Regions from separate parts of the Homo sapiens genome. Here region 1 is linked to region 2. A link is a loop called in an ENCODE intact Hi-C map of the cell type or tissue named here. Cell type or tissue: ovary. All regions are shown on one strand. Links, peaks and the distances in the headings refer to the core of each region. The heading gives the core; the rest is flanking DNA.

Evidence for each region. A loop is a pair of places that touch in the nucleus more often than their neighbours do. Peaks named below come from ENCODE experiments on the same cell type or tissue, not always from the same donor. Only the 100,000 strongest peaks of a DNase experiment are listed, where the experiment ranks them.
Region 1: a loop joins it to region 2, with 1.8 times the contacts of the local background. A loop is called at or near these places in 30 of 110 quality-filtered maps.

What each region holds. Positions count from the first base shown.
Region 1 is chr6:42,905,931-42,919,341 of GRCh38, forward strand. It overlaps PTCRA (pre T cell antigen receptor alpha), which reads left to right and starts at 10,123. Exons shown (of 4, transcript NM_138296.3): 1 at 10,123-10,197. The coding sequence starts at 10,140. In ovary, for the core only: no CTCF peak of the experiment used is centred there; no DNase peak of the experiment used is centred there; H3K4me3 peaks cover 647 bases.
Region 2 is chr6:42,950,568-42,965,220 of GRCh38, forward strand. It overlaps CNPY3-GNMT (CNPY3-GNMT readthrough), which reads left to right. Exons shown (of 5, transcript NR_134892.2): 2 at 11,645-11,772; 3 at 12,195-12,311; 4 at 12,761-12,882; 5 at 12,968-13,313. It overlaps GNMT (glycine N-methyltransferase), which reads left to right and starts at 10,187. Exons shown (of 6, transcript NM_018960.6): 1 at 10,187-10,406; 2 at 11,645-11,772; 3 at 12,195-12,311; 4 at 12,505-12,647; 5 at 12,761-12,882; 6 at 12,968-13,313. The coding sequence starts at 10,201. The coding sequence ends at 13,139. It overlaps PEX6 (peroxisomal biogenesis factor 6), which reads right to left. Exons shown (of 17, transcript NM_000287.4): 15 at 14,508-14,585; 16 at 14,223-14,362; 17 at 13,298-13,904. The coding sequence ends at 13,768. It also overlaps the pseudogene RPL24P4. RefSeq lists enhancers at 9,906-10,407, 10,586-10,635. In ovary, for the core only: no CTCF peak of the experiment used is centred there; a DNase peak (open chromatin) is centred at 10,154; H3K4me3 peaks cover 1,620 bases.

The DNA of each region.
Region 1 (13,411 bases), core at 5,412-13,411, 45 kb before region 2:
CTAACCAAGTCCATGAAAGGAAGTAACAGCTGGGTTTGGAACCGAGGCCTCCTGACTCCTGACCCAATGCTCTTCCATTAAACCAGGCTGCCTCCCCTTGATGGGGCTCAGAGGCCCCTGCCCTGTGGGCAGCCATCTAAGCTCATGCACTGCCACAGATATGCATGCAGAAGGCAGGGAGAGAAAATAAGGAAAATTGAATAAACAGACAGAGGCAATGGTATTTCCCATCCAGGTAAATCTAGAGCCTCTCCTTGAGTCAGCCAGGGCACCAGAGGCCAAGAGGTTATTTCAGCAGGGGGTAGCAAGGCCAGGTATCAACCTCTAGGTCTAGAGATAGGTTCCAAACATCCCTAAGCTCATTTATAATTCGTCAGACATCTTTCATCGGTTATTTAAGATATTTCTCGGCCAGGCGCAGTGGCTCATGCCTATAATCCCAGAACTTTGGAAGGTCAAGGCAGGCAGATCACTTGCAACCAGGAGTTTGAGACCAGCCTGGGCAACATAGCAAAACCCCATCTCTACTAAAAATACAAAAAATTAGCTAGGCAAGGTGGTGCACACCTGTAGTCTCAGCTACGTGAGAGGCTGAGGTGGGAGGATCAATTTAGCCTGGAAGGTCAAGGCTGCAGTGTGCCGAGATCGTGCCACTGCACTCCAGACTGAGCAATGGGAGTGAGACCCTGTCTCAACAGATATAGCTAGAAAGATGATAGATAGATAGAGATAAATAGATAGATAGACAGACACGGCCAGGTGTGGTGACTCATGCCTGTAATCCTAGCACTTTGGGAGGCCAAGGCAAGCGGATAACATGAAGTCAGGAGTTCGAGACCAGGCTGGCCAACATGGTAAAACCCCATCTCAACTAAAAATACAGAAATTAGGTGGCATGGTGGCTCACGCCTGTAATCCCAGCACTTTGGGAGGCTGAGGCAGGTGGATCATCTGATGTCAGGAGTTCGAGACCATCCTGGCCAGCATGGTGAAACTCTGTCTCTACTAAAAACACAAAATTATCCAGGCGTGGTGGCGGGCACCTCTAATCCTAGCTACTCGGGAGGCTGAGGCAGGAGAATCACTTGAACCTGGTAGGCAGAGTTTGAGGTGAGCCGAGATGGCGCCACTGCACTCCAGCCTGGGTGACAAAGCGAGAATCCCTCTCAAAAACAAAACAAAAAAAGAATCCCTTGATGGCAACTTGAAGGAGCCCCTCATCTCCTCCAGGCACAGGCACATGTGACTAAGGACAGGACCGGGATGTCATTGTAAAGGTTGCCGAGATTCAGTGCTAAGTAAATGCTTAGCCCTCCAAGTCTCTTATGCTAAAGTAAGGGCATTGCTGGGAAAGGTCTGGGAGCCTGAGATGAGATGGAGACATTTAGGCAGACATGAATAAGACTGAGAACTTTGAAACCCCAAATTCCCTTGAAATTCTCATGTCTGTAGAGATAAGCTCCTCTAATACTGCTCCCTCCTCCCAAAACATCAGCCTCAGAACCCTCCCTGCCCCCATCCCTCTTGGGCCCCAGGCCCTTCATGAGTTAGGTCCCAGCACAGCCCATGGAGAAGCACAAGGTCACGCTGAGAGGGGGACGCCGGGCTGAGTTACAGGCCTGGCCAGCTTGTCTTGGCAGAAGCTGCAGGAGCATGTGTGGGAGTGTGTGCTGAGGGAGCTAGACCAAGGTGGGGGGATGGAAGCCTTGGTTTGTCCAAACTCGTTGCCGTGGATCCTTATCCAGGATTTGGGATTTACTGTGTTGGCCTGAGCACCTGGGAGGAGAATTAATAGTTGGCTAGATTGGCTAATTAAAGTCTGGATTAAGTAGTAGCCTACAGTTAATAAGCATGAAATGCCAGAACTTCCCTGGCATTCTGTAGAAGAAGGAATCAGAAGTCCCCGGGAGACGGGAATGCTGGACTGGATCTATGATGCGCACCTTCTTAGCCACTGCTGCCACATATTTTAGGAGGGTCTGGAAAACACTCCCTTTATGAAAGCATTAAGAAATGCGTTCGTGAGGGCCACCAGCATCCTTGACTTGCTCTGATGACTGTCCTGTCTTGACTAGAGAGCTAGTGGGGTGTGCTGGATGGATCAGTGGAACTGGATTCCCTGATCTCAATGAGAATAATAGCATCTTGGTGGTACAAAGGCCAAATGGTGATGCTTACTTAACAAAGGCAAGGTGGATATAATAGCCCACAACAAGGCAAAGGGACTAAATCATCACCAGGTGGACAAGATGACAGTCCTGTGGACGATGGTCAGCTGCTTTCCCAGCTGCCCCCAGGGCTTGTGCAAAGATATAAAGTGGCCATGGTGACAGGGATGGAAGCTATGTCTGGGCTCAGTAACAGAGTCTTCTCCTCTCTGAGGCTGATCTGGCTGTGGCCAGTGCTGAGCGTCGACCTCCTCACAGCCTAGTGCTGAGTCCCTGATTGGGCATCATTCTCACCTCATTGTAGATTGGTTTGACTGGGTCCTCCCATCACGAAGGGGCTGTATTTTATCTTCATGAGGATAGGCACATATTTCATGTATGAATTTGCTGTCTCTACCTACAGTGCTTCCATCAGCACCACCACTCATGGACTTACTGAATGCCATATCCATCAGCATGGCATTCAACATAATATAGCCTCCAACCAGGGCAATACATGTTACAGCCAAGGAAATGTACAAATGAGCTCACACTCAATGAATTCACTGGCCTTACCATGTACCCCATGGACCAGAAGCAGCTGGCTGGATAGAATGGTAGATTGGCCTCTATTAGAGCACAGCTGGGACACTACCTCTGGCAGGGTAGGGTGCTACCCTACAGGATGCAGGGTGTTTTGTTTTTTGTTTTTGAGATGGAGTCTTGCTCTGTCGCCCAGGCTGGAGTGCAGTGGCGCTATCTCAGCTCAATGTGACCTCCGCCTCCCGGATTCAAGCGATTCTCCTGCCTCAGCCTCCCGAGTAGCTGGGACTACAGGCACCCCGCCACCACGCCCAGCTAATTATTTATATATTTTTTTTGTATTTTTAGTAGAGACAGGGTTTCACCATATTGGCCAGGCTGGTCTCGAACTCCTGACTTTGTGATCTGCCCACCTCGGCCTCCCAAAGTGCTGGGATTACAGGTGTGAGCCACCATGACCGGCCGATGCAGTATATTTTTTAAATCAAAACCACAGTCATATATACCACCAAGAGGGAGGGGTGGCAGAGGCCTCCTCACTATTACATCTAACGTCTATAACCACTAGAAGAATTTTTTTGTAGAGAGAGGTCTTGCTATGTTGCCCAAGCTGGTCTGGAAGTCTTGAGTTCAACCAATCCTTCACCTCCCACCTTTTTTTTTTTTTTTTTGAGACGGAGTCTCTCTCTGTCGCCCAGGCTGGAGTGCAGTGGCGCGATCTCGGCTCACTGCAAGCTTCGCCTCCCGGGTTCACGCCATTCTCCTGCCTCAGCCTCCTGAGTAGCTGGGACTACAGGCGCCCGCCACCGTGCCCAGCTAATTTTTTTTGGATTTTTAGTAGAGACAGGGTTTCACCATGGTCCCGATCTCCTGACCTTGTGATCCGCCCGCCTCGGCCTCCCAAAGTGCTGGGATTACAGGTGTGAGCCACCGCACCCGCCTCACCTCCCACCTTAACCTCCCAAAGTCCAAAGTGCTGGGATTACAGGCATTAGCCACTGCGTCAAGCCTCAAGTATAAATTTTTTGGGGGGGGACAGAGTCTCGTTCTGTCGCCCAGGCTGGAGTGCAGTGGTGTGAGCTCGGCTTACTGCAACCTCCGCCTCGTGGGGTCAAGCGATTCTCCTGCCTCAGCCTCCTGAGTAGCTGGGTAGGTGTGTGCCACCACGCCCGGCTAATTTTTTATATTTTTAGTAGAAATGGCGTTTCACCGTTTTAGCCAGGATGGTCTCGATCTCCTGACCTTGTGATCAGCCCACCTCCCAAAGTGCTAGGATTACAGACGTAAGCCACCGCGCCCGGCCCCCAAGTATAAACTTCTAAAGCACTTGTTCTGATTCCCACCCACTCTACAAGAAAGAGCCCCTCCCCCAGGACCCCGCCCTCTAACTCTGCACTTATGCTTGGGTGTGTGGGCGTGTGTGTGTGTGTGTGTGTGTGCGTGCGTGTAGTGTGTTGCTTAGGCACAGTATCTGTTAACACTCCAGGTCCCCTACCTGTCTCTTCCCTCTTGACTGCTGAGAGCATCTCTTTTTGTCTGATTATCCCCAGCCCCAATTCCTGGCATAAAGCAGAGACCAATAGGTCGGGCCTGGTGCCTAACACCTGTAATCCCAGCACTTTGGGAGGTCGAGGTGGGCGGATCACGTGGTCAGGAGTTCGAGACCAGCCTGACCAACATGGTGAAACCCTGTCTCTACTAAAAATACAAAAATTAGCCGGGTGTGGTGGTGGGCGCCTGTAATCCCAGCTACTCAGGAGCCTGAGGCAGGAGAATCGCTTGAACCCGGGAGGTGGAGGTTGCAGTGAGCCGAGATTGTGCCACTGCACTCCAGCCTGGGTGACAGACCGAGACTCTGTCTCAAAAAAAAAAAAAAAAAAAAAAAAAAGGCAGAGACCAATAAATGGTTCTGAATGAAAGAATGAATGAACATTTTAGGCTTGTATACTATTTCATCGTGCATATCCACCATATTTTATTTAGCTATTTCCTTATCATTGAACATTTAGGTGATTTTTTTTGTTATAAATAACACTGTAGCTTTTCATTTGATAAATTAAATAGGTGTGCCCCTGTCAGCATTCCTGAAGGGGACTTTTTTTTTTTTTTTTTTTTTTTTTGAGACAGAGTTTCGCTCTTGTTGCCCAGGCTGGAGTGCAATGCGTGATCTCGGCTCACTGCAACCTCCACCTCCTGGGTTCAAGCGATTCTCCTGCCTCAGCCTCCCAAGTAGCTGGGACTACTGGCGCGTGCCACCACACTCGGCTAATTTTGTATTTTTAGTAGAGACGGGGTTTCTCCATGTTGGCCAGGCTGGTCTCGAACTCCTAACCTCAGGTGATCCGCCCGCCTTGGCCTCCCAAAGTGCTGGGATTACAGGCGTAAGCCACCACGCCCGGCCTACTTTTTCTTAATTTTATTTTTCACATCCTACGTGGCTCGTCTCAGCTTTCCATGGGCCCTCGGTTTTCCACCGGTACATAAGAAAAAATGGAGGGGAGGTATCAATTAGCGTGAGCACCTGCCATGCCCCAGGCACGCAGATGGGCGCCCCTATTTCATTTCTCTGCCCCGGCAGCCTTGTGAATGAGCTTTGGAAGAGACAGCCCTGTAAACACATCCCTCTGCTGAACTGCCGCCTCCAGCTGGCTCCACCACTGGCCTGCTAGGGTATCTTCGCCGTTTCAACTTAGTTTTTCTGGGCCCGTTTCCTTAGCCGGTAACACCTGGTGGGATGGTTGTGAGGATTAAATTAGATATCTGGGAACGAGTCCTGGCCAGCGAATGATAGGTTCGCCCAAGTCCAGTTAAAAGGCCGTCCGCCCAGGGCAAGGCGTCTTCAGGGCCAGCAAGACTATGGGGTCCGAGGGAGACTCGGGGATCTCAGCAAGAGGAGACCAATGTGAGGAGCAGGCAAGGAACGCTTCCAGGCTGCGGTGGCCAGGGACGCCTGAGCCCCGCGGGAGCCGGAGCGGACAGGCGGAAGGGTCAGCTACTGCAGATAGAGGCGGCTGGCTCGGGGGCGGGGGTGGAGGGGGTCTTCCTCCTTCCGGTTCTTGGGAAGATCCTGCAATCTGAAAGAGGCAGGAGAGCTCTTTCCCCATCTGTAATGTGGTAACCGAGCCCGAGCCAGCTCCTCCCTGGGCTGGAGGGTGGGAGAGTCGTTAGGGACACCTGCCCCGCTCCCTCCCCCTCCCGGGGGGGAACCCACCGCGACGGCGCGCACCTGGGCGCGGGCTGTGCCTGGGAACGCGCGGGGACCGCGGCCTCCAGGCAGCCCTGGGAAAGCAAGGGCCGGGAGCGCAGCCCTGGAGGCAGAGTGTTCCCTCAGGACCGTCAGGAGAGCGCCATCCACAGGATTATTAAAATAGCCATCCAGACGGAAATCGAGTGAGGCTGGCACCAGACTAAAGAAGTTTCAAGGCCAGGCGCGGTGCCTCACGCCTGTAATCCCAGCACTTTGGGAGGCCGAGGCGGGCGGATCACCTGAGGTCGGGGGTTCAAGACCAGCCTGACCAACATGGAGAAACCCCATCTCTACTAAAAATACGAAATTAGCTGGGCATGGTGGCGGTGACTGTAATCCCAGCTACTTGGGAGGCTGAGGCAGGAGAATCTCTTGAACCCGGGAGGCGGAGGTTGTGGTGAGCCAAGATCGTGCCATTGCACTCTAGCCTGGGCAACAAGAGCGAAACTCCGTCTCAAAAAAAAAAAAAAAAAAAAAAGAAAGAAAGAAGGAAAGTCTCAAAGAGATATCTGTGTTCATAATGGATATCATTATGAACTCCTGGCCTCAAGCAGTCCTCCCTCCTCGGCCTCCCAAAGTGCTGGGATTACAGGCATCATCAAGTAAACTCTTTAAATGATATTTGGTGCTTCAGCCTCTTCCTTTGAGGTCAATACCACTTTAGCTATCATTAAGTCATGTTCGTGATAGCTAAAATGTGGAAGCAGCCCAGTGTCCACCCACAGATTAATGGATAAGCAGAATGTGCTCTATACATACAATGAGATATTATTCAGCTTTAAAAAGGAAGAAAATTCTGACACGTGGTTCAACATGGATGAAACTTGACATGTGCTAAATGAAATGAACCGGTCACAAAAAACAAATACTGTATGATTCTACTTGAATGAGGTAGTCAAATTCATTTATAGAAAGTAGAATGTTGGTGGCCAGGCACGGTGGCTCACGCCTGTAATCCCAGCACTTTGGGAGACCGAGGTGGGCAGATCACTTGAGGTCAGAGTTTGAGACCAGCCTGGCCAACATGGTGAAACCCTGTCTCTACTAAAAATACAAAAATTAGCCGGGCATGGTGGCAGTTGCCTATAATCCCTGCTACTTGGGAGGCTGAGGCACAAGAATCACTTGAACCTGGGAGGTGGAGGTTGCAGTGAGCCGAGATCACACCACTGCACTCCAGCCTGGGCGACAGAGTGAGACTCCATCTCAAAAAAAAAAAAAAAAAGAAAGAAAGAAAGAGTAGAATGGGAATGGTGGTTGCCACGGTACAGAGTTTCATTTTTGCAAGATAAATTCTAGAGATGGATGATGGTGATGGTTGCACAGCAGTATGAATGGCCACTGAAATGTATGCTTACAAATGGTTAGGATGGCCAGGTATGGAAGCATGCCCCTGTAGTCCCAGCTACTCTGTAGTCTGAGGCCATGAGTTTGACAATCACATCTGTGAATAGACACTGCACTCCAGTCCAGGTAAAATAACAGGATCTTGTCTCTTTTTTTTTTTTCTTTTTGAGCCAGAGTCTCGCTCTTTCACCCCGGCTGGAGTGCAATGGCACCATCTCGGCTCACTGCAACCTCTGCCTCACGGGTTCAAGTGATTCTCCTGCCTCAGCCTCCTGAGTAGCTGGGATTACAGGCACGCACCACCATGCCTGGCTAATTTTTGTATTTTTTAGTACAGACGGGGTTTCACCATGTTAGTCAGGCTGATCTTGAACCCCTGACCTCGTGATCCACCCCCCGCCCCTCGGCCTCCCAAAGTGCTGGGATTACAGGCGTGAACCACCGCGCCCAGCTAGAAAAAAATAATTTTTTAATAGTTGAACAACAAACCACAAAAAAATTACAGAGGCCTTTAGACAATAATTTTAAGGAAATAAATGTAAATTTGGGGGACTGGGTGTGGTGGCTCAAGTCTGATCCCAGCACATTGGGAGGTCAAGGCAGGCAGATCATTTGAGCTCAGGAGTTCTAGACCAACCTGGGCAACATGGTAAAATCCCATCTCTACAAAAATACAAAAAATTAGCCAGGTGGTGGCGCACGCCTGTGGTCTTAGCTACTGGAGAGGTTAATTTGGGGGTGAGGCAGGAGGATCGCTTGAGCCAGGGAGGTGGAGGTTGCAGTGAGCCTTGACTGTACCACTGCACTCCAGTCTGGGTGACAGAGCAAGACCCTGTCTCAAAAACAAAAAAAGTAGCCGGGCGCGGTGGCTCACCCTTGTAATCCCAGCACTTTAGGAGGCCAAGGTGGGCGGATTGAGAGGTCAAGAGATCGAGACCATCCTGGCCAACATGGTGAAACCCCATCTCTACTAAAAATACAAAAATCAGCTGGGCATGGTAGCGCACGCCTGTAGTCCCAGCTACTCTGGAGGCTGAGGCAGGAGAATCGCTTGAACCCGGGAGGCAGAAGTCTCAGTGAGCCGAGATCACACCACTGCACTACAGCTTGGTGACGGAGAGAGATTCCATCTCCAAAAAAAAAAAAAAAAGCAAATTTGGAAAAGCTTTTATGAACAAAGATGGCCATTGTCCCAAACTGGAAACCCAAATGTCTAACAATAAAGGAATGGCTGCTGTAACAGAATGTCTGATTAAAAACAAAAGGACGCCAGGCACAGTGGCTCATGCCTGTAATGCCAGAACTTTGAAGGGTGGATCACTTGAGCTCAAGAGTTCGAGACCAGACTGGCAATATGATGAAACCCAGTCTCTGCAAAAAACACAAAAATTTAGCTGGGTGTGGTGGCATGTGCCTGTGGTCCCAGCTGCTTGGGAAGGTGAGGCAGGAGGATCGCTTGGGACTGGGAGGCAGATGTTGCATTGAGGTGAGATCATGCCACTGCACTCCAGCCTGAGTGATAAAGCCAGACTGTCTCCAAAAAATCCAAAAGGCTGAGGTGGGAGGATTGCTTGAGCCCAGGATTTCAAGAGTGTAGTGAGCTGTGATCGCATCACTGCACTCCAGCCTGGGTGACAGAGTAAAAGCCTGTCTCTTAAAAAAAAAAAAAAAGTTAAAATGGTATAATAAATGCCAGGCATGTGGCTCACACCAGTACTCCCAGCACTTCGGGAAGCCAGAGCAGGAGGATCGCTTGAGCCCAGGAGTACGAAACCAACATAGGCAACAAAGCAAGACTCCATCTCTACAAAAAATCAAAATAAAAATAAATTAGCTGGGTGTGGTAGCGCATGCCTGTGGTCTTAGCTACTCAGGAGGCTGACGAAGGAGGATCACTTGAGCCCAGGAGTTCAAGACTGCAGTGAGCTATGATTGTACTGCCGCATTCTAGCCTGGGCAACAAAGAAAGAACCCCATCTCTAAAAAAAAAAATTAAATAAATAAAAGGAGGGCTGTAACAACATGGCAAAAAGTTTACTGGGCATCTTTTTTTATTTTTTTTTTTTGAGATGGCGTCTCGCTCTGTCGCCCAGGTTGGAGTGCAGTGGCACAATCTTGGCTCACTGCAAGCTCCACCTCCCGGGTTCACACCATTCTCCTGCCTCAGCCTCCTGAATAGCTGGGACTACAGGTGCCCGTCACCACACCCAGCTAATTTTTTTGTATTTTTAGTAGAGACGGGGTTTCACCGTGTTAGCCAGGATGGTCTTGATCTCCTGACCTTGTGATCCGCTCGTCTCAGCCTCCCAAAGTGCTGGGATTACAGGCGTGAGCCACTGCGCCTGGCCCTGGGTATCTTTTTGCCTATAATAAAGCCAGCCATCTAAAAACAGTTCAAGCCCTGGCTCTGGTACCTGTCAGCTGTGTGGCCCTGGGCGGGTCCCTCACTCTCTGTGAGCCTCAGTTGCCTCACCTGTGAAATGTAACTCAGTGGTTGAGTGGATCAAGTGAAGGGCTGTATGTCAAGCCCCTGTCAAGCCACCTGGTGCTCCGTGTCCTGTGGATGGTAGCTGCCCTGAAGCGGGACTTTGCAGACTGAAGTGCTGTCTCTTCAGAGGGAGTGCAGGTGTCCGGCTCCTGGTGTGGGAGAGGCACCCTGTGCTCCCTGGCCCGTGAGACAAGATTGGGTTTGGGGGCCAGGGCAGGAGTAGGGGCCCGTCACCAGGGGAAACGGCTCGTGGTAGAGCAGCTGAGGTGCAGCTGGGCCTGTGGCCTAGAAGGCAGTCTTGTGGGTGCCTCCTCCCCCAGCCGCAACTCAGGTCTGCAGCTGGGTCCTGCCTCCTTCCGAGTGGGCCATGGCCGGTACATGGCTGCTACTTCTCCTGGCCCTTGGGTGTCCAGCCCTACCCACAGGTGAGCCCCCTCTTTGCCTTCCTCTCTGTCCCTCCTCAGTCTGCCGAAGCCCATCCCCTCACTCTGGACCTCCCTGGGTACTGATGGGCTGCAGGGAGGCAGGACAAGAGATATTTAGGGACCTCTGGGGAGGGTCCCTCTGGGGAGGGGACCTCTGGGGAGGGGACCCTATATAGAGGGTCCCCACTATACTCTTCCCATTGTACTCTTCCTCCCAGCCACCTTGCTCTGGGGCTCCTATGTCCTCCTGCCCTGGAGCCCACAGTGTTGATAGGGAGGCTGCCCCTCTTAGAGGTATAGAGAAATGAGAACAAACTGGATGGACATCCATAGAAGGTGGGGTTAGGGTAGCCAGTGTGTGTGATGTGATATGCAATGATGTCATATGGGTAACAGTGTGAGGTCCTGTCCTGTCCTTCTTGCCCTCAGGATGCCTGCCCTAGTTCAATAGGACTCAGGGTGTCTCAAGTTCACTCACAGCTCACGCTTATCAGTGGGCTCAGGATAGGACCCAAGGCCTCTTCCCAGGGTATTTACCCCCAGCCCTCCCATGATCAAGGCTGGAGCCAAAGGACTCATGTTTTGAGGGGAAAATTCCAGCTTCATCTAGAAGCATGTGCATGTGTGCATGTACGTGGTGGGGGAAGGTCCATGACTTTTGAGTCAGGGGGGTCTCCTTGATCTAGAGCTGGCCCCAAGTATCTCACAGGCACTCCTTCATTAGGGAGATAAACCACACCTATGTGGAACACAGGGAGCCCATGGCAGGAGGCCTGAGCTCGGGAAGGAAGTAACCAGGGTAAGCAGGGACAATCCTGGGATGCTTCATGGAAGAAGTGGAAGCTGAACTCAACTTGGGGAATGTCTCTATCTATATAACTGAAAAGGCTCTGGAGGTTGAGTCCTGGAGCTCGTGCCCAGCCTTCTCTACTACCTTTGTTTGCAATGCCTTATTAATATTAATATCAACAATTGCACTAATACTTATCTGCCAGGGCATTTTACACTTATGGCCTTTACTCTTCACAACAATTTTGCTGGGCTGGTATTATTAACAGCATTATATTATTATTATTATTATTATTATTATTATTATTATTATTATTTATTTTTGAGACAGAGTCTCGCACTGTCGCCCGGGCTGGAGTACAATGGTGTGATCTTGGCTCACTACAACCTCCACCTCCCGGGTTCACTTGATTCTCCTGCCTCAGCCTCCCAAGTAGCTGGGATTACAGGCACCTGCCACCACGCCCAGCTAATTTTTTGTATTTTTAGTACAGACGGAGTTTCACTGTGTTGGCCAGGCTGGTCTTGAACTCCTGACCTCATGATCCGCCCGCCTCAGCCTCCCAAAGTGCTGGGATTACAGACGTGAGCCACCTCACCCAGCCCGTTATATTATTATTATTATTATTATTATTATTATTATTATTATTATTAGACAGAGTTTGCTCTGTTGCCCAGATTGGAGTGCAATGGCACAATCTCAACTCACTGCATCCTCTGCCTCCCAGGTTCAAGCGGTTCTCCTGCCTCAGCTTCCCAAGTAGCTGGGATTACAGCCGCCCACCATCATGCCCGGCTAATTTTTGTATTTTTAGTGGAAACAGGGGTTCACCACGTTGGCCAGGCTGGTCCCGAACTCCTGACTTCAAGTGATTCACCTGACTCAGCCTCCCAAAGTGCTGGGATTACAGGCATAAGCCACTGAGCCCGGCCTAACACCATTATATTGATGAGACCATTGGGACTCACAAAAAATATTGTTCCTTCAACCTAAATAAATAAATAAATACATACATAATGAAAACAAAACAAAACAAACAAAAAGAGTCAGAAAATTGGCTGGGCGCGGTGGCTTACGCCTGTAATTCCAGCACTTTGGAAGGCCAAGGCGGGCAGATCACTTGAAGTCAGGAGTTTGAGACCAGCCTGGCCAACATGACGAAACCCCATCTCTACTAAAAAATACAAAAATTAGCTGGACATGGTGGCAGGTGCCTGTAATCCAGCTACTTAGGATGCTGAGGCAGGAGAATTGCTTGAACCCGGGAGGAGGAGGTTGCACTGAGCCAAGATCCCACCACTGCACTCCAGGCTAGGCGACAGAACCAGAATCAGTCTCAAAAAAAAAAAAAGCCAGGCATGGGGCTCATGCCTGTAATCCTAGCACTTTGCACTTTGGGAGGCTGAGGCAGGTGGATCACGAGGTCAGGAGTTCAAGACCAGCCTGGCCAAGATGGTGAAACCCCATCTCTACTAAAAATACAAAAATTAGCCACGCGTGGTGGTAGGTGCCTGTAATCCCAGCTACTCAGGAGGCTGAGGCAGGAGAATCGCTTGAACCCCGGTGGGTGGAGGTTGCAGTGAACAGAGATCCTGCCACTGCACTCCAGCCTGGGCAACAGAGTGAGACTCCATCTCAAAAATAATAATAATAATAATAATGAAATAAAATAAAGACTCAGAAAATTAAGTGAATGAGTCAGGAGTCACGCTTAGCTCTGTCTGAAGCTATGTCCTAGACGGTCCACTGTGTCACATGGCAAAATCTTAGTCATCCTTCAAAGTGAGATGGTTTAGGGGATTTGGAGTCACAGAGATCTGAGAGTTCAAATCCTGAATGGACAACTTACCATTTATGTGTTAGTAGGATAATTTTTTTTTTTTTTTTTTTGAGACAGAGTCTCGCACTGTCGCCCAGGCTGGAGTGCAGTGGTGCAATCTTGGCTCACTGTAAGCTCCGCCTCCCGGGTTCACGCCATTCTCCTGCCTCAGCCTCCCGAGTAGCTGGGACTACAGGTGCCTGCCACCATGCCTGGCTAATTTTTTGTATTTTTAGTAGAGACAGGGTTTCACCATGTTAGCCAGGATGGTCTCGATCTCCTGACCTCATGATCCGTCCACCTATTTTTTTTTTTTTTAATTTTTTGAGACAGAGTCCCGCTCTGTCGCCAGGCTGGAGTGCAATTCTCCTGCCTCAGCCTCCAGAGTAGCTGGGATTACAGGCGCGTGCCACCACGCCCGGCTAATTTTTTGTATTTTAGTAGAGACGGGGTTTCACCATGTTAGCCAGGATGGTCTCGATCTCCTGACCTTGTGATCTGCCCACCTCAGCCTCCCAAAGTGCTGGGAATAAAAGCGTGAGCCACCACGCCTGGCCTAGGCTAATTATTTGGCTTGTAAGAAATCTTTCCTAAGTACCCTTTAC
Region 2 (14,653 bases), core at 5,398-13,397:
AAAAAAAAAAAATCTAAGGGTAGTGGAGTAAATTTTCCCCAGAATATTCTGTAAAATAAAGAGTGGATTTACTTATAATTCTCCAATTCAGGCTTTTTTTTTTTTTTTTTAGACAAAGTCTCACTCTGTCACCTAGGCTGGAGTGCGGTGGCACAATCTCAGCTCACTGCAACCTCTGCTTCCCAGGTTCAAGCAAATCTCCCTGCCTTAGCCTTCTGAGTAGCTAGGATTACAGGTGCCTGCTACCACGCCCAGCTAATTTTTGTATTTTTTAGTAGAGATGATGTTTCACCATGTTGGCCAGGCTGGTCTCAAACTCCTGACCTCAGGTGATCCGTCCGCCTCAGCCTCCCAAAATGCTGGGATTACAGGCATAAGCCACCATGCCCGGCCCCAATCCAGGCTTTCTAAACCTGTTGCCAAAGATGCATCTGTAGGATCAGATACAAAAAAATTAGCTGGGTGTGGTGGTGCATGCCTGTAATCCCAGCTACTTGGGAGGCTGAGGCAGGAGAATCGCCTGAACCCAGGAGGTGGAGTTTGCAGTGAGCCAAGATCGTGCCATTGCACTCCAGCCTGGGCAACAAGAGCGAAACTCCATCTCAAAAAAAAATAAAGAATAGCAAGGACACCAAGCACCCCCATTCCCGGCCCTGGACTTTGTCCATGTGTTAATGGTGGAGGGTGTCCAGGTTCTTGGCATCTTGAACGAACAATTGGACAAAATGCACAAACAAGGAAGGAATGAAGGGTTTTATTGAAAATGAGCCGGGCGCGGTGGCTCACGCCTGTAATCCCAGCACTTTGGGAGGCTGAGGCGGGCCGATCACAAGATCAGGAGATTGAGACCATCCTGGCTAACACGGTGAAACCCCATCTCTACTAAAAATACAAAAAAATTAGCCAGGCGTGGTGGTGGGCACCTGTAGTCCCAGCTACTTGGGAGACTGAGGCAGAATGGTGTGAACCCAGGAGGTGGAGGTTGCAGTGAGCCAAGATTGCGCCACTGCACTCCAGCCTGGGCGACAGAGCGAGACTCCATCCCAAAAAAAAAAAAAAAAAAAAAGACAATGAAAGTACACTCCACAGTGTGGGAGCGAGAATGAGCATAGGGGCTCAAAGGCCCTGTTAAAAATGTTTGTGAGTTTAAATACCCTCTACTTGGGGAATGCCCTATGTAAATGAAGAAGATGAAGTAAAGTTACAATTGCAAAGTTATTAATGATGTATGCCCTAAGGAGAGGATATTTCCTGTTATAGATGAAGTGTGAATTGGCCTTATGTTACCTGCCTCCAGACCCTATTTTCCTGCCTCATCTGCCCCCTGAGATGTGATCCCCATAAATCTTTATGGGAGGCAGAGGGACAGATGGTCTTTTTTCTGTAACTGCTTCATGCTGGCTTGGGGGATGGTCCCCACCTATTAGGGATCATGGAACTCTCACCCTGCTCTGTCTAGTGGAGGCAGGGTAGCTTTTTGATGGCCAGGGGTGATGTCTTCACCTGGAACTGGCTGGAAGCTTTGTTGCATGATCAGCTGAAGCTTGATGGTCTCTAGGCAAGAGGAAATGAATTTGGTTAAAACATTTAATGGGAACTGCAGGGGGTGGATACCTATGCTGTTAGAAATGTTTGTTATATTGACCAGGCGCAGTGGCTTACGTCTGTAATCCCAGCACTTTGGGAGGCCGAGGCAGGCAGATCACGAGGTCAGGAGTTCAGGATCAGCCTGGCCAACATAGTGAAACCCTGTCTCTACTAAATACAAAAAAATTAGCCGGGCGGGGTGGTGCATGCCTGTAATCCTAGCTACTCAGGAGGCTGAGGCAGGAATGTTGCTTGAACCTGGGAGGTGGAGGTTGCAATAAGCTGAGATTGAGCCACTGCACTCCAGTCTGGGGGCGAGGGAGTGAGACTCCGTCTCAGAAAAAAAAAAAAAGAAAGGTTTGTCATAGAGATTTGCAGGAGAAAAAAAACTTGGTCTGTTTTAGAATCTATGTGTTTCCTTAAAGTCCTAGCATGAGCGACTCCATTTTGGTTTGGTTTGTTGAGGCCTAGTGCATGAGCCTAGTCCAAAACAATGGCCTTCCATAATTTTGTTTAAAAAATTACCCTTTTTGGTTAGGCTGTCATTTAAGTGAGAGTGTGACCAAACCTTAGGGACTTAGCGCCACTCTCAGTTACCATCATTTTGGGTTTCCTATCTCAGCACATCATTTATAGCTTATAGTGTCCTTATGGTTGCACATTTTTTTAGCTCCTGTTATTCCAGTTGAAGAGAGACCATTTGACATTCTAGAGATGGCTGCACGCAAGCATTTAAAACCTTTGAGAGAATAGAGCGCACCAGGGAGACTATTATTATGACTATCGGGAGGATGATACCAAGAGTTTGGAGTATGCTCCTTACCCAGGTTCCCCATAAACCAAACCACCTAAAATCACATAGATCAAAGAATGAACTAGATAAAGAGTTTACTCATGGCCGGGCGTGGTGGCTCATGTCTGTAATCCCAGCACTTTGGGAGGCCGAGATGGGCAGATCACCTGAGGTCGGGAGTTCAAGACCAGCCTGACCAACATGGTGAAACCCCGTCTCTACTAAAAACACAAAATTAGCCAGGCATGGTGGTGCATGCCTGTAGTCCCAGCTACTCGGGAGGCTGAGGCAGGAGAATCGCTTGAACCCGGGAGGCAGAGGTTGCGGTGAGCCGAGATCGTGCCATTGCACTCCAGCCTGGGCAACAAGAGCAAAACTCCGTCTCAAAAAAAAAAAAAAGTTTACTCATTTGACTAAGCAGTCTCTTTGTTAATCCCCTACCACTATATTTCTATAATCTTCATGTGATGTATTTCTCCGTAGGCCACAAGTGCCAGCAGCTGCACAGATACTTCTCTGTTTAGCCAATTCTATCTTAACTTTCACAAGAGAATTTAAAGTCTATTGTATAACTGTAGCCTTTACAGTAGAATTTGCTATAGAACCCATCATGAGGGATACTTTTTTTTTTTTGAGACGAAGTTTCGCTTTTGTTGCCCAGGCTAGAGTGCAATGGCACCATCTTGGCTCACTGCAACCTCTGCCTCCCGGGTTCAAGCGATTCTCATGCCTCAGCCTCCCGAGTAGCTGGGATTACAGGTGCACCACCATGCCCAGCTAATTTTTATGTATATATATATATATATTTTTTTAGTAGAGATGGGGTTTCACCACATTGGCTAGACTGGTCTCAACCTCCTGACTTCAGGTGATCCACCTGCCTCGGCCTCCCAAAGTGCTGGGATTACAGGCATAAGCCACCGTGCCTGGCCCCATTAAAGTTTTTTACCTGCACTGGGCCTTCATTTTTTATCTATTAAAGTATAAAGTTATCCATATATAAGGTTGGCTGCAAACTCCTTCACAAATAAAAGTACATCCCATTAGTGCACATAACAGATGCCTTTTCCACTTTTATTGTTCATAGAGGCATAAGCAAGAACAAATATTGAAAGATAAGAGTTTTATGACAGTAGAAGTCTTAATCTGTGAATTTGGGAAAAGCTTATTTACATCAAAGATGCCATCCTCGGTCAGGCGCAGTGGCTCACGCCTGTGATCCCAGCACTTTGGGAGGCTGAGGCGGGCGGATCACCTGAGATCAGGAGTTAGAAAGCAGCTTGTCCAACATGGTGAAACCCCGTCTCTACTAAAAATATAAAAATTAGCCTGATGTGGTGGCGAGCACCTGTATACTTGGGAGGCTGAGGTAGGAGAATCGCTATTATAAAAAGTAGAGGTTCCTCTTCAAAGACTTTCCTCCCCATCTAATTAGGGATAAATAGTAACTTCTCTTAGAAGCAAAATTTATTCAAAGATCTGTGGTGACATTCTTAAATATCTGCAAGTCATAATAAAGAAATCAATGTCCTTTATGTTCTTAGCTCCCACAATGTAGCCTAAATATTTGCCCTGGCATGCTTATACTGGTCCAAACAAACATTAGGTCATAGCCTGTTCCTCATCCTTATTTGAAGGTGTTTTTACCTTTCTCAGCATTCCACAAGTTACTTCCCCTTCCTTTGTTCTCCTCTGCCTTTGCCTCTTTTAAAAGTTCTAAGTTGCTAGCCAATCGGGACAAATACAAAATGTGAAGTCCCATTCCAGCCAATGGAAACCGGACACAGCAGTAGGGTGGACGCGTCAGGTTATAAATGACCCTGTCTCCTTTGTTCAGTGTACTCTCATGGCAAAACTGCTGACGAGGGTACCCTTTCTGCAGAAAGTAAAAATGGCCTTCCTGAGGAAATTGAATTTATGTTCAAGTGCTATTTCTTTACGGCACTGGGGAACAAGCATTTCTTTTTTAATTTTTTTTATATTTAATATTAAACATTTAATATATTAAGTGAATACATTCAAATCTGCAAACAATACATCTAGGTTGTAGAAGAGTTAAAAAAATCCCTCCACTCAGTTTTTGCCAAAACACCACCTGTAAGCACTGAGAAGCCTACTGATGCACGCATTATCCTTTGGGCCAATAGAAACAAACGTTTTAATAAAATGCTTTCCCAGTGGTCAAATTGTCTTCCTGAGTAAAGCTAAACTTGTTGTAGTGAGAACAGGTAGTGTTTATTTCTAGCTTCTTCTGGGTTCCAGGTTACCTAAGACCCAAGGGTAATGACAATGGGCAGCTCCACTTTATTAAAAGCCAACATTTAGCCCAGACATTTTATTCTCCAAAAATTAGCAAGCATAGCTTTACATTCAAGTTGGGTATAATGACTTTATTTTCCCAGTAATTCCCTAAATAAAACATTATTACAAAAAATGACTCTTCCCAGTGCAAAATCTTAACATTTTGCTTTTATGAGCAAAAGCCTGTATTTTACATATTTTTTTTTTGAGACGGAGTCTCGCTGTCGCCCAGGTTGGGGTGCAGCGGCGCGATCTCGGCTCACCGCAGGCTCCGTCCCCCAGGGTTCACACCATTCTCCTGCCTCAGCCTCCCAAGCAGCTGGGACCACAGGCGCCCGCCACCACGCCCGGCTAATTTTTTGTATTCTCAGTAAAGACGGGGTTTCACCGTGTTAGCCAGGATGGTCTCGATCTCCCGACCTCGTGATCCGCCCACCTCGGCCTCCCAAAGTGCTGGGATTACAGGCGTGAGCCACCGCGCCCGGCCTACGTATTTCTTATATTGATTTTTACATTTTCAGGTTCTCAAAAGGACTTACTCATTTTACCTGTAACACTTGGACGTCTGAATGTAACATGCACTTGAAAAAAAAAATTCTATCACCTTGGATAGGATAGTGATGGAGGAGAATGTTGACATTGACTATATACCCTCACCTAGTATTCTGTGTAAAATCATGTTTCCCTAAAGAGGACTCTGATTTGTCCAGTTGCATCCTTGCAACTTGGCACAGGTTGGCAGGTAAAAATGACCTTTCTGTAGAAGTAGAAGCCTATTCTTCACATGTAAGTTTTGATTACTACTATTTTATCACATCTTAAATATATAAATCTCAGGCTGGGCGTGGTGGTGCACGCCTGCAATCCCAGCACTTTGGGAGGCCGAGGCAGGCAGATCACCTGAGGTCGGGAGTTTGAGACCAGCCTGCCCATGAAGAAACCACACCTCTACTAAAAATACAAAACCAGCCAGGCATGGTGGCACATGCCTGTAATCCCAGCCACTTGGGAGGCTGAGGCAGGAGAACCGCTTGAACCCAGGAGGCAGAGGTTGCGGTGAGCCGAGATCGTGCCATTGCACTCCAGCCTTAGCAGCAGCCATTGCAGTCTTTTTAGATGCTTGCTTAGCCTTTTTTGCTTCCTTAGCAGCCCTGATAGCTTGTTCTCGTCGAGTCTTTCTAACTTCAGGTTTCTGATTCCTCTTGGCCGTTATATCAGCAAGAGATGCACCAGTAATGGCCCTCTGGAATTTGACTGCTCGGCGGGTTCTTTTCTTTTGAATTTCTTCCGACTGCCCCTTTTTGTGCTTCCTTCTGTAGAGGACAGTCCAGTTTATCTGCCGAGGATTCCTCTTGGAAAGGAACGCCAACTCGCATTTCGCATTAAGAAACTGGAAAACCTTCCCGTCGGTCCTGGCGTAGCGCCTCCCGTGTCCGGGGTAGATCTTGTACCCGCTAAAACTGCACAGCTCGACCTTCATGGCGACAGCTCCACAGAAAGACAAAAGATGGCGAAAAGTCTTTTTTAATTTTTTAAAAAATTTATTTATTTATTTTTTTGAGATGGAGTCTCGCTCTGTCACCCAGGCTGGAGTGCAGTGGCGCGATCTCGGCTCAGTGCAAGCTCTGCCTCCCGAGTTCACACCATTCTCCTGCCTCAGCCTCCTGAGTAGCTGGGATATCAGGCGCGTGCCACCACACCCAGATAAATTTTTTTTTTTGTATTCTTATTAGAGACGGGGTTTCACCGCGTTAGCCAGAATGGTCTCAATCTCCTGACCTCGTGATCTGCCCGCTTCGGCCTCCCAAAGTGTTGGGATTACAGGCGTGAGCCACTGTGCCCGGCCAATTTTTTTTTTGAAACGGAGTTTCATTCTTGTTGCCCAGGCTGGAGTGCAATGGTGTGATCTCGGTTCACCGCAACCTCCCCCTCGCAGGTTCAAGCGATTCTCCTGCCTCAGCCTCCTGATTTGCTAGGATTACAGGCAGGCGCCACCACGCCCAGCTAATTTTTTGCATTTTTAGTAGAGACGGGGTTTCTCCATGTTGGTCAGGCTGGTCTTGAACTCCCTACCTCAGGTGTTCTGCCTACCTCGACCTCCCAAAGTGCTGGGATTACAGGCATGAGCCACCGCACCCAGCCTCCAGGGAACAAGCATTTCTGGCAACTTGAACCCAGGAGGCGGAGGTTGCAGTGAGCCGAGATGGCACCACTCATTCCAGCCTGGGCGACAGAGGGAGACTCCATCTGAAAAAACAAAAACTAAACCATATGTAAAACAAACATTGTTTTGGTCCAGAAAGATGGGACAACTGGAGGTGAGGAGGCTTGGGGGCTTTCAGATCACAGGTGGGAGACAAAGGGTTGCGTTCTTTTGAGTTTCTGATTAGTCTCTCCAAAGGAAGCAATCAGATATGCATTTATCTCAATGGAGGCAGGCTCTCCCCAAGCTCTCAGCTTGAATTAACACTGACATTTTAAAATATCTAGCAAAGACAAACATAAAATTTAGACAAAACCTATGCTGACAAATCTGAAGGCCTTTTTATTTTTATTCCCCCAATAATTTTAAAGCTGGCTAGTTTAGTAAAGTTATACTTAAGTGGACTTGAAAATTGCTTAGACGTATTTACTTAATTACTTAAGCCCTCTTTTTTTTTTTTTTTTTTTTTTGAGACAGGAGTCTCGCTCTGTTGCCCAGGCTGGAGTGCAATGGCACGACCTCAGCTCACTGCAACCTCCACCTCCTGAGTTCAAGCAATTCTCCTGCCTCAGTCTCCCAAGTAGTTGGGATTACAGGTGCCCACCACCACGCCTGGCTAATTTTTGTATTTTTAGTAGAGACAGGGTTTCGCCATGTTGGTCAGGCTGGTCTCGAATTCCTGAGCTCATGATCCACCTCAGCCTCCCCAAGTATTGGGATTACAGGCGTGAGCCACTGCGCCTGGCGGAGCCCTCTTTTACTTATAAGTCAATTTGGTAGACACAACATATAGCAGTAAGTGTACATATAAGTAAATACATCTAGACATGTATATGCACACATAAACGATGACCTGGAACGTTAGCCATGAGATGGCAGTACAAGCTTGAAGGTTTTACTTTGCCCTAATGGATAATGCAGGGAAGGCTGTGAACCAAAATTTTGGGTAAAGCAGTCTCCATGGCAGTTTTATTTTTATTTATATTTATTTATTTTTTGAGACAGAGTTTCTCTCTTGTTGCCCAGGCTGGAGTGCAATAGCGCAATCTTGGCTCATCGCAACCTCCGCCTCCCAGATTCAAGCGATTCTCCTGCCTCAGCCTCCCAAGTAGCTGGGATTACAGGCATGCACCACCATGCCCGGCTAATTTTGTATTTTTAGTAGAGACGGGGCTTCTCCATGTTGGTCAGGCTAGTCTTGAACTCTCAACCTCAGTTGATCTGCCTGCCTCAGCCTCCCAAAGTGTTGGGATTATAGGTGTGAGCCACCGTGCCCGGCCAAAGTAGTTTGATTGATTGATTGATTTTTGTTTTGAGACGGAGTCTTGCTCTGTCGCCCAGGCTGGAGTGCAGTGGCGCAATCTTGGCTCACTGCAACCTCTGCCACCCGGGTTCAAGCGATTCTCCTGGCTTAGCCTCCCAAGTAGCTGGGATTACAGGCACGTGCCACCATGCCTGGCTAATTTTTGTATTTTTAGTAGAGACAGGGTTTTAGCATCTTGGCCAGGCTGATCTTGAACTCCTGACCACGTGATCCACCTGTCTTGGCTTCCTAAAGTGCTGGACAGTTTGATTTTTAAAGGCTAAACCTCCCCAGGCTCCAAGGAGCACTGGGGCCAAACAGTACCAAAGGAGAGCATCACCCGTTAACCAGGCCCCCTGCTTAGAAGAGTAGCACAGACCGGGCGCTGTGGCTCACACCTATAATCCCAGCACTTTGGGAGGCCGACGCCAGTGGATCACGAGGTCAGGAGTTTGAGACCAGCCTGACCAACATGGTGAAACCCTGCCTCTTCTAAAAATACAAAAATTAGCCGGGCGTGGTGGTGAGCGCCTGTAATACCAGCTACTCAGGAGGCTGAGGCAGGAGAATTGCTTGAATCTGGGAGGCGGAGATTGCAGTGAGCTGAGATTGCACCACGGCACTCCAGCCTGGCGACAGAGCGAGACTGTGTCTCAAAACAAAAACAAAAACAAAAAAAAACCCTGCAGTTGCTTCCATGTTTAGGCGCTGCCCACCAAGGGTCCCAAGTTGGAAAGGAAGGAGGAGAGAGGCAGAGAGAGAGAGAGAGAGAGAGAGAGAGAGAGAAGCGCGAGAGCGGCCCTGTAATTGAGCAGAAAGGAAAGGGAGAAAAATGAATCCCAAACTTTGGGCTTACCTCTTTCTGCTGGCTGGCTCGCCAAAATATGTTAACGGTAGAGGATGTCCAGGTTCTTGGCATCTTGAACAAACAATTGGACAAAATGCACAAACAAAGCAAGAAAGGAATGAAGGATTTTATTGAAAATGAAAGTACACTCCACAGTGTGGGAGCGAGCATGAGCATAGGGGCTCAAAGGCCCTGTTACATTTTGTGAGTTTAAATACCCTCTACTTGGGGTACACCCTATGTAAATGAAGAGGATGAAGTAAAGTTACAGTTACAAAGTTATTAATGGCGGGCATACGCCCTATGGAGAGGATATTTCCCGTTATAACTGAAGTGTGAATTGGCCTTATGTTCCCTGTCTCTAGACCCTATTCTCCTGCTTCCTGTGAAAGCAGAGGGTTTTGTTTGTTTTTTGCTTTTTGTTTTTTGAGACGGAGTCTTGCTCTGTTGCCCAGGCTGGAGTGCAGTGGTGCACTCGGCTCACTGCAACTTCCGCCTTCCCGGGTTCAAGCGATTCTCCTGGCTCAGCCTCCGGAGTAGCTAGGACTACAGGCGCGTGTCACCATGTCCCAGCTAATCTTTCTTTATTTTTAGTAGAGACGTGTTAGCCAGGTTTCACCGTGTTACCGTGTTACCGTATTCCAGCCGGGCTCCGCCCCTGGATTCGGTGGACAGACCAGCTTTACCTCCAGAGACTCCCCCTGTCTTCCCTGCACCGGCTGACTATACCTACACACTTCGGTGGCACAATCTTTGTTTAGATATGCTGATGCCTTCCTTCGCTGGGAACGGTCCAGTCCTGCCCGCCTGGCGCTCAGCTCTGCGGATCTCAGGGGATGGAGTGGCAATCTCATTGCTCCCGCCTCTCCTGACCCCTCTCGCCTTCTCCTCGAGACCCGGGTTAAGTGGGCAGAGGGCTCCGAGGGTCCTCTCCCGCCGTGGGATTGCACAGAGGGCTGGGTCCGCAGGCTGGCTAAAAGGACCTAGCCCAGGATTGCGAGGCAGCGCCCTCCCTGCAGCTGGACAGACTCGGGCGCCCGGCCCAAAGCCCGGCAGGGGCGTGTCCGCGCGCTCACCTGCTATTGGCCAGGTGGGGCTGTCGGCTGCCAGCAGTGCTTATGCTTTAAGTGCGGAGCGGGTGGCTGCGGAGCCAGGCGCGGCGCAGGATGGTGGACAGCGTGTACCGGACCCGCTCCCTGGGGGTGGCGGCCGAAGGGCTCCCGGACCAGTACGCGGACGGGGAGGCGGCGCGCGTGTGGCAGCTGTATATCGGAGACACCCGCAGCCGCACCGCCGAGTACAAGGCATGGCTGCTTGGGCTGCTGCGCCAGCACGGCTGCCAGCGGGTGCTCGACGTAGCCTGTGGCACTGGGTGAGCCCAGGCCGGGGCCGGGGGCGTTGCATGAGATCGGGGTCTGTCTCAGCCTGTACTGCGCGGCCGCAGAACCACAGGGCCGGGCACGTCAGGGCGGCCTTTGCCAATCCTGGAACGGGTGGGACACCAGGGCCAGGAGCAGGTACCTGCCCGGCAGAACAGGCACTGCGAGTGCCCCGTGAGGCTAGGGGTCCAGGTAGCGGTTCGCAGGGAGAGGCCCCGGAGAAGGGAGACTGAGTGTGAGTGAGGGTGTGGGCAGAAAAAGTGAGCGTCCCTGAGGCTTTGGAGCCAGAGCCACGGACAGATTGCAAATATTCCTCCTGTGATGGCCTTGGGCAGTGTTAACAGTTAACATTGCTCAACATTTGCACCTGCCAAGCCCAGTGCCAGGAGCTTTTGATACATCACTTTTTCAAACCCTCACAAAGCCCCATGAAGTTAAGCAGTGATATTCTCTCATTTACTACTGGGGAAGTAAGGCCTCAGCAAAGTAAAATTCCCTCATACATCATCCAGTGAAAAGGAGCTAACAGGCCCGGGTTGGTTAAGATCTGTCCTGTGCTCTATTTTTCTCTTTTTTTTTTTTTTTTTTTTTGAGATGAAGTCGTGCTCTGTCGCCCAGGCTGGAGTGCAGTGGCTCCATCTCGGCTCACTGCAAGCTCCGCCTCCTGAGTTCATGCCATTCTCCTGCCTCAGCCTCCCGAGTAGCTGGGACTACAGGCGCCTGCCACCACGCCCAGCTAATATTTTGTATTTTTAGTAGAGACGGGGTTTCGCCGTGTTAGCCAGGATGGTCTCGATCTCCTGACCTTGTGATCTGCCCACCTCGGCCTCCCAAAGTGCTGGGATTACAGGCATGAGCCACCGCGCCCGGCTTTGTCCTGTGCTCTAAACCACCATGTTCTACTGCCTTTTGTGCACACGTATTTTAACTTCAAGGAGCCTCAGCTTGTCTGTCTCTCAAATGGGAATGACACTATTTACCTCTCAGGATTGCCATGAGAATTAATGCATATTTGTAGAGTGCCTGGCTCTGAAGAGGTGCTTTTAAAAAAAAGTTGCCTTGTGGTGACAGGAAACAGATTTGTGAGGTCAGTGGAGAGGGCCTGGGGAGAGGAGGCAGAGGAACGGACTCTGAGAAGTAGAGACAAAAGTGTCCAGTGCAGGGTCTCCTCCTGGCCCTCCCAGGCTCCCCTAACTGCCTCTCTCTGCCTCTCCTCGCTGGCCGTACTCAGGGTGGACTCCATTATGCTGGTGGAAGAGGGCTTCAGTGTGACGAGTGTGGATGCCAGTGACAAGATGCTGAAGTATGCACTTAAGGAGCGCTGGAACCGGCGGCACGAGCCCGCCTTCGACAAGTGGGGTATGCAGGTCTAGCCAGGCTCCCCCAGCCCAGTCACCAGGAACACTGTTCATTCTGCCTGGGGCTCCTTTAAGTGGGGGCGGGGGTGGAGTGTTGTGTTTTCCTCGGGGAGACAGAAAAATTACTGTCATTTCTCTGAAAAGCAAGTCTTAAGCTCCAGAATGAGACACCGGGTGTGAAGAGCTGGTTTTAACTGTGTTTGTGGCATCTTGTCCCTCCCCTCAAAGAAAAACCCATAAGCACAGAGCCCTCCTTCCCAACCAGGGTTCCTTCTCCCTTGATCCCTCTTTTCTCCTCCCCCTAACTGAACGGGGAGCTTGTGTGTCTTAAGAAGAAACCCAGGCAGGACTGCACTTGGTGGAGGTGGCTGCTACTGGTACCATCGTGCCTCCCTGATTCCTCTTTCTCTTCCTGACCCCTAGTCATCGAAGAAGCCAACTGGATGACTCTGGACAAAGATGTGCCCCAGTCAGCAGAGGGTGGCTTTGATGCTGTCATCTGCCTTGGAAACAGTTTCGCTCACTTGCCAGACTGCAAAGGTAAGAGAGGGTGTGGCCTTGGGCATGGCCCCCGCCTTGAGGCCCCCTTCCACAGACATCTGGCACCTGCTCTCCTGCCAAAGCAGACTCTCTGCCTTGGCTCTGGCACCCCTGGGGAGGGGAGAGATGGGAGGGAGACTGGTGCTGGGGGCCCTGAGCAGATGGAGTCTTTCTGCCCGTGCCTGGAGCTCAGGGGACCAGAGTGAGCACCGGCTGGCGCTGAAAAACATTGCGAGCATGGTGCGGGCAGGGGGCCTACTGGTCATTGATCATCGCAACTACGACCACATCCTCAGTACAGGCTGTGCACCCCCAGGGAAGAACATCTACTATAAGGTGGGGCCCTCTGGGGTGGGGGTGGGGGTGGGGGTGGGGGTGGGGTGGAGGGAGGGTCCAGTGGCCCCAAGGTGGGTTACAGAGGCTAATGCCGGCTGCCCCACCACCTACAGAGTGACTTGACCAAGGACGTCACAACATCAGTGCTGATAGTGAACAACAAGGCCCACATGGTGACCCTGGACTATACGGTGCAGGTGCCGGGGGCTGGCCAGGATGGCTCTCCTGGCTTGAGGTACCACTTGGCTTAGTGGGGGTGAGGCGGTAGTTGGGGGAGCTGAGGTCACCAGTCCTCATGGTTGCTGGGGCCTCTGTTACAGTAAGTTCCGGCTCTCCTACTACCCACACTGTCTGGCATCCTTCACGGAGCTGCTCCAAGCAGCCTTCGGAGGTAAGTGCCAGCACAGCGTCCTGGGCGACTTCAAGCCTTACAAGCCAGGCCAAACCTACATTCCCTGCTACTTCATCCACGTGCTCAAGAGGACAGACTGAGTGTGGCCTCAGCTCCCACAAGCCTCTGCCCAGGCACTGCTAGGCTCTGTCTGGAAGATGGGGACCAGCAGCCCCACACCAGGGCCAGCCTCTAGAGCAGACTACAGCTGGGGTGCAGGGATGTGGGTTCCACAGACGGAAGGGTAAACAATATAGTCTTTTTCAGTTCCTGCATGCATTGTGTTTATTTATGTCAGAAGGATCAGGCTCCCATGCTGCCCACCCCCCCACCCTCTCCCAGGGCTTACTCCTCCCACAACCCTGCTCTTTCTCACTCCAACCTTTCATGCCACAACACCAGTAGGGGGCGGGACATGCTTTATTTTCAGCCACAGAACTAGCCCTCTCAGGGCCCAATCCCCAGAACCCAAGGCCCTGGCCCTCTTCCTGAGTAGATGGGCCTTTCTCTTAGAGCCGGCCTGGAAGGAGGGGCAAGTAGGCAGGAGATATCTCTTGAGCTGTTGCTGCTGTCTCAATGCCACTTTGCACCCTGGGATCTCCTGGAGGGAGGTGGCCTCCAGGTGGGTTGGCAGCAGCCTGAGGAGGAGCCCTTCCTTCCCAGATCTCTCTGTGGGCTATCAAGGTACCTGCAGCCATGCTGAGCGGGGTCCCAGACCCTGGGGGGCTCCTAGCAGGCAGCAAACTTGCGCTGGATGCGCTTGTACCGGAGCAGCTCCTGCTCACTGACTGAGGGTTGCAGCCGGGCGGCAGCCTGCAGCAAGTCCTCCATGGTGAGCATCAGTGCTGAGCTACCTGGCTCCAGCCCTGGAGATGACAAGGTGGGGAGGCTGTGGTCTATGCCCAGGCAGGGGAGAGCCCTGCGAAGGTGGCTTCCTGCTCAGGGTCTCCTAGATGTCAATGATCTTCCCTCTGGAATCCAGGACTAGGTTTGTCTCCCACTAGTTTTTTTTTTCCCTTAAACATTTTTTTTAGAGTTGGGGTCTCTCTGTGTTGCCCAGGCTGGCCTCAAACTCCTGGGCTCAAGCGATCCTCCCACCTCAGCCTCTCAAGTAGCTGGGACTCAGGTGCACCCAGCTCCCCACTAGCTTTTTGGTTGACCTCTCAGACCGGCAAGTGGCTCACCTTCCTCCAGGTCATGAACCCTGCGTTTGAGGGCAGCTGTCATAGCATCAGAGCAGAGAGAGTAGAGGTCCGCGCCCGTCAGCTGGGGAGGGCAGCAATCTAGCACGTTTACCAGGCTCACAGATGGCTCTAGCTTGAATCTGTTGTGGGATACAGGAAGAAACAGAGTTGGCATCACCTCCTCCCTCGAAAGCCAGTGCTGACCAGCTCATCCTGCATGTTGCATGCATCCCCTAAGCATCCCAAGGCCCAAGCCCTTCGCAGTCTTCCTCTAACAGAGCATACTTGCGTGTGATGGCACTTAGAACGCGTAGCTGGGAGGCCCGGTCCTCATTTGCCCCCACAAACACCAGCTTGTCAAATCTTTAGGGAGATAGGCAGGTATAAGTTTCAGGGAGCCCAGCCATGAGGGGTGAAGGAGGCACAAAATG